Linked DNA regions of Homo sapiens: region 2 is linked to region 1. The links are chromatin contacts, found by Hi-C or POLR2A ChIA-PET in ENCODE. All regions are on one chromosome and are shown on one strand. Each heading gives the region's core, a stretch centred on a gene start or an enhancer-like site at or near the end of the contact. The rest is flanking DNA. Distances are from core to core; before and after follow the strand shown.

Region 1 (2,991 bases), core at 141-2,640:
GAGGAGGTTGCAACAAGCCAAGATTGCGCCACTGCACTCCAGCCTGGGCAGCAAAGCAAGACCCTGTCTCAAAAAGGAAAAAAAAAAAAAGGCCAGGCGCAGTGGCTCACGCCTATAATCCCAGCACTTTGGGAGGTCAAGGTGGGCGGATCACCTGAGGTCAGGAGTTCAAGACCAGCCTGACCAACATGGAGAAACCCTGTCTCTACTAAAAAAAAATACAAAATTAGCCAGGCATGGTGGCGCATGCCTGTAATCCCAGCTACTTGGGAGGCTGAGGTAGGAGAATTGCTTGAACCTGGGAGGCAGAGGTTGCAGTGAGCCAAGATTGAGCCATTGCACTCCAGCCTGGGCAACAAGAGTGGAACTCCGTCTCAAAAAAAACAAACAAAAACTGCAAACATGATGTGATTCTGTATTTTGTAGTAGAAGACTTTCTCAACAAGTTCTACAATATTGGAGCCAAGAATTTAATTACTAAGCAGTAATTATAAATTACTGCTGGCTGGGTGTGGTGGCTCACACCTGTAATCCCAGCACTTTGAGAGGCCGAGGTGGGCCGATCACCTGAGGTCGGGAGTTCGAGATCAGCCTGACCAACGTGGAGAAACCCCTGTCTCTACTAAAAATATAAAAAATTAGCCGGGCATGGTGGTGCATGCCTGTAATTCCAGATGCTCAGGAGGCTGAGGCAGGAGAATCACTTGAACTCGGGAGGCAGAGGTTGTGGTGAGCCAAGATCGTGCCATTGCACTCCAGCCTGGCCAACAAGAGGGAAACTCTGTCTCAAAAAAAAAAGAAAAGAAAAAAAAATCATTGCTGTGTAAACCAAGCCATTCAAGGCAACCACCTAAAACCAAAGACTAATCTTGTAACTTTTCAAGTCAGAACAATTCCAGTTTGTGAGCTAAGCAGTCACTCTGTCATTCTTAGTGTCAAACTTTTCCCTTTTAGTCATAATTCTCTTAAGTTGATGTAAATGATACTTAAATAAAAATAATATAGATTTATTTGTGAACTTTATGTCTTCACCTAGTTTTCCTTAAACAGTCTTCCATCCATAATGAGAAATGTAATTGCTGAATGCTGACTCAAGGGAGCCTTATTTGACTCTTGTGGGTTTCATGCCTGGGAAGAGTAACTGGTCCCACATGAAAGACTTTGTCTCTTCTGTTTAGAACAGATTGAAGAGCTGTCAAGCTCAGGTTCTCTAAGTATAGTCTCAGAAGAGTTGAGCAGAGAGTAGCAGCAGCACACTGGAAGGGCCAAGACAGTCTTCAGAATGAAAACGAGCTGGAACAGGAAAGCCTGGCTCCGCTTCCTGCTTCTCTGCTTACAGAGATAAGGCCCTCCGTGTGGGGAGGGTGTACCCTGGCCAGGCTGTGACCCTGAAGGTCACTGGACTGTGACCCCTAATGAAATCTGTGAATGAAAGGAAGTGAAAATGAACTGTCAGAGTTTTAAAAAACATCAGAGCCTTGAAAGGAATAGGGAAAAGAATTTACTTTTACATAAAATTGAGGAAAAGGATTTTCTTAAAAAAAAAAGTTTTATGCTTAATTGTGATTCACCTTTCTTTGTCCTTGGGTTTTTATTCTTATCTTTCTCTTTAACTGAAGTAGGTAGTTTATACCATACATCTGTTTATTTGGAGAGCTGCACTGATAAGAGGAAATGTGCTGTGATTTTATAAAAATGAATATAATTTTGGGGGGTTTTTTTGTTTTTTTTTTCATGTAATTCCCACAAGAGCTCTATAAGCTAGGGGACTACAATGCTGTCCCCCTTGTGACAGGGTGACAAAAAACAAGATCAAAGGGATTGGGGCTTGCCTGTGTTAAGGAGACATTTTAAGAGACAGAGCAGGAATTAGCACCCGGATCTCCCACTCCACATTGAGTGGTCTGCCCCTGACACCACATGGCGTTCAGGACACACTTGAAATGCCGTTTGCAAAACCACTGTAAACTTCACCCGTAAGTGAGGCACCTTTCCACTCAACCAAGAATGTTGTCTTCAGAAGTCAGAATTGTCCAACATGGAATAAATGTAATAATAATCGCTAGCATTTAATATTTGAGTGTGTATTAAGTTCCATGCTCTGTTTTAAACAATTTCTGAAAATAAATTCATTTAGGAATACAAAATTAATATATTCAGTTGGCAAATAAATTCAAATTTATTAAAAATCCAAATTACTAACTTTCTAAACTAGTGATCTAAGTATACTTTGGTCTTAACTTTAAAAAAGTTGTACTCGTGGATTTTAAAGTTTCTTCATTTAGAATATATATCACAAAGCACCTTCTCAATCAGTGTAGAGACTCTACCTCTTATTCTACCCGTAGGTTACAAGCTGGACAGAATAACAGGAAGTGAGTTTATCGGAAGCTAGAAATAAAAGATTTGCTGCTGGGCTTTTGTTTTTTGTTTTTTAAACCTTTTACTTTTTTATTCAGTTTGCTCCTTGTGTACCTGATTGTCAAGTCCAAGTTCGGAAATTTCCCGTCTTTCTTGAGAAATGAGAGTTTTTTTTACTTGTTTCAGCATTTCTGAAGATGGAAAGGATTTTAATGAACACAGTTGAACTGTGGAGTGGTTAAATCTGTGTTGCCATTCTTTGCATTGCCTTTTTTCTACCGGTGAAATGGGAATTACAGGCCTGGTTTTAACAATATCTTGGGCGTGTAGAATACTGCCCATATGTTGTTTTAGAATACCCAACAAATATTTCTTGAGGTTTTTTTTTTTATTATGTACTAGGCCCTGTCCTGAGCTCTGGGCATACAGGAAACAAGACCCACATGATTTCTGCCCTTGGACCTCACAGCCTAAGGGGGAAACAGACCTACCAGCAAAGAAGATAAGTCATTGAAAAGCATGATAAGTGCCATGAAGTTGAGAATAGGAGCCAGCATCTACCTCAGGGGCAGAGGAAACTGAGAGAAGCCCATGGCTTTCCTGTGGCCAAATCGCTATGGGACCCAGGAA
Region 2 (2,991 bases), core at 321-2,820, 460 kb before region 1:
GTGATTAATTAGCAATTCTCATTCCTCTCAGCCAAAGGCCTGCACTGGGCTTTATTTGTCTTTTTTTATTTTTTAAGCACTGCCTGCCAGAGATGGGCCTGGGGCCTGATGAGGACCTTAGCGCTGCTCGTTCTCCTTTTCTGTTCATGCACACATTCCTCCATGGGGTGGGGAAGGCAGGCATGGGGTGTGGCCCTCGGAGAAGTTAGGAGTCCCCCAGCTCAAGATACAGTGGCAAAGACCTAGTGGTCCCCTACCCCCACTTCTCTCAGTTCCTGGCATGAGGAGAGAAGACCCTGCTCTGGTGGAGCTGACAACCTTTGAGGCTGGGAGGAGAGCAGCCTCTGGGCATCGTTCCCAGTGTCCCTCACACTAAAACGGCGTAGATGGCAACCCCCCACCCCCACCCCGCTGCTCAACTCTTGTGTTTGTTGTTCTGTTTGCCCCATTTATCTGTTGCTGTTTTTGTGTTGTCTTCCCCTGCTCCGCATTTTGTAAAATGGCCCCTGGGGGAGTGTTTTTGCTGGATCTGCTCCCTCTCGCTCTCTCACTCCACTACTTTTTGGAACAAAGTGATGGCAGAATGCGGTGGTGGTGGGGGTCTTTTGTACTGTTGGATTAATAAAATGATTTTAAAATCCCAGACAAGGACTCCTTGCTGTTGCTGTGTGAAAAGGCTGGAATGAGCCGCTGTCACTGCTGGGTAGGGTGCTTAGGGGTTGAGGATATGTATGCTCCCCAGGGTCCCTGGGAGTGGGAATGGCAGATTTGGCCCCTGAGCTGACCCTGGTATAAGCTGCTGAGCCAAGGGAGGCCTGTGTTTCCCCGCCCATCCCCCTGTGTCTCCACTGTGAGAAACTGAGTTTCCTTTTTGAGCATATTCCTGGGCCAGGCCTGGAGCCAGGCGGATTTGGCACCACAGCCTCTGGAAGACAAGTGCTTGAGCTCTTCTGGGTTTAGCACCCCACCCACCTCCCAGTTGTTTGGGTTAGGGAGCAAGTGTCGCTCTAAGGGTGAGGGGAGGGGCTGCTTCTGTCCTAGCAAATTTCATTTTGGGATGTTTTTCAGATCGTTCCCGTCCCCCAACCGTTTTTTAAAGTAGCAATGGCATCTTTTAAGCAGTCTGTTTTGGAGCAGATTGGGGAGAATGGCAGGAGGGCTATTTCCACACCCTGGATTTGCGACCTGTCCCTCTCCCTTCCCCCATCTCACAGCTGTCTCTGTCTATCCTGGGGCCAACCTGGCCCCTTGTCTTCGTCATCTCAGAAGACGGCACCGTCTGCTTTTCTCTCAGTTTGTGGGGGTTCCCTCTAGAAACTGTTTAGACACTGGGAAAGAAGGGCAGGAAACTCAGGATTCGGTTAGCTGGGACCCCGGTCGCCCACCAGGAGGTAAGCCCAGGTTTAGGGCCGTGTCGCTAGACCTCCCTTCCCCTCCCCTGGCTCTCAATTCCTGCTCTTATTGGCCAAAAGTTTCCGCCCCCTTGGGGAAGTTGACTTTTCATTGGTCAGTTTCTGGTCACATGATTTTCTTCTCGGGCTGCAAACAAAGGGAAGCCTGCAACAAGTTAAGCTGAAGACCGAAGCAAGAGCTGGTTCAGGTAATGCCTTAGCTGGGAAGGGGTCCACAGATTCGCTTTGAAGGGGGTGGAATAAGGAAAAGGGAAGGCGGAACTAATCTAGAAGGAATGAGCTGCTTTTCATTTCTGGGCTGGGGGAGGAAGGCCAGGTGCCGACGCTAACACAACAGGAACTTGCTCTGGGTACCCCAGGCAAGTGGCCCTAGATCCTTTGCTTTAGCGGTTTGGAGGAGCAACTGTTAGAGGAGTTTAAATTAACTAGAGGCGAGACTTCCTAGCTTTATGCTGAGTGGGAGAGCTCCCCCTTTAGCTGTTTTTTAGAAATAGCAGAAGTCTCTGTCATAATCCTTACAGGAGGTGTTTGTTGAATCCTGCCTGAATGAAAAGAAGGGGGTGGAGGGAGGGAGTGGAGGTGGGTTTTCTTCCAGAAGGTCGATGAAAAGAAAAAGATCTGGAAACACAGCAGGGAAGGGTGGAGATTAGACAGCAGAAGGAACTTCCTAATAAGGCAGTGAGATGCTGGCTTGGGAGAAGAGGTGTTTTTTTGAACCCTGGGTTAACCTAACCAAGAAAGAGGTATCAGGGTTTGGAACCCAGAGTATAGGAGTTTCAGAGTGTCTCCTATTTGGGTCTCATAAGTATTTGTTTTGTTGACCCAAATACCTTTGCTGGTTTCCATGGAGACAGTGGGTCTGACATCACTGTGGTTGCCATGGTGCCTGGTTCTAGAGGACCTGAGCAGGCTGCACACACAGCTAGGGATAAACAGGGACTTCAGCCCAAGCTGCTGCCACTTCCTTCCTGCCACCACCTGTTAACAGTCAGCAACTGGGGATGGGGAGATGATAACAAGGGCGGGGGTGGAGCCACAAGCGGAAGGCTGAACAGCCATGGCTCTATGGATACTTACAGATGCATGCCAGGGTGTCCTGTTGGATTTGGTACAGGGAGGTCATTGCAGCCATTCTCCTGTCTCCGTGTGGAATGGGTGCATGTGTCTGGGAGGATGGGCATTGGGAAAGACCTATCCAGGACTTGGATCTTGACTGGCAGGAGCCACAGGAGGTTACTTAGGGCACCACGCAGGACTTGAAAACAGCTCAAACAGAAGGGGATAATGTGGTTGGTTTCAAAGGTAGAACTGCCATACTCTCCCAGCCTCACTTCCCTTTTCCTGAGTTTTCTTATAAAGTGCTCGGGAAGCAGTCATTTATCCTGTTCTGAGGGATCACAATCCAGTACTCTTGAGAGGTCAGCTCATCTATCCTTCCACCTTTATGCCTGGTCCCAACAGGAGCTGCCTGAGGGAACTGTTTTAGCCTTGGATGAAGGGGCGGATCCCTCTCTTCTTACCCTGCTTTGTGTCAGTCAGGCTTTGGAAACTGGAGTGATTCCCTCCCCTATCCCTGTCA

Evidence for each region. Hi-C counts contacts between places; a loop is a spot of excess contacts on that map. ChIA-PET counts read pairs that join two places held with the same protein, here RNA polymerase II (POLR2A). Pooled maps may share reads with other maps.
Region 2: a pooled map shows a loop between it and region 1 (2.4-fold over the local background). The contact joins the promoter of PBXIP1 here to the enhancer-like site in region 1. A Hi-C loop is called at or near these places in 6 of 168 maps with a recorded cell type or tissue (A673, IMR-90, K562 and 2 more), 10 of 37 single-sample maps with no recorded cell type and 14 of 50 pooled maps. POLR2A ChIA-PET finds 5 or more read pairs at or near these places in 2 of 52 experiments (AG04450 and naive thymus-derived CD4-positive, alpha-beta T cell).

The regions. Positions count from the first base shown.
Region 1 is chr1:154,495,495-154,498,485 of GRCh38, reverse strand. All of the region lies in intron 2 of SHE (Src homology 2 domain containing E), which reads left to right. Among named protein-coding and RNA genes, the nearest start is that of TDRD10, 5.2 kb to the left of the region's middle. Within about 2 kb of position 1,390, at least 13 of the 41 ENCODE cell types and tissues checked have a DNase peak (open chromatin) inside an H3K27ac peak, as active enhancers do.
Region 2 is chr1:154,954,678-154,957,668 of GRCh38, reverse strand. It overlaps PBXIP1 (PBX homeobox interacting protein 1), which reads left to right and starts at 1,570. Exons shown (of 11, transcript NM_020524.4): 1 at 1,570-1,600. PYGO2 (pygopus family PHD finger 2) reads left to right here. Exons shown (of 3, transcript NM_138300.4): 3 at 1-643.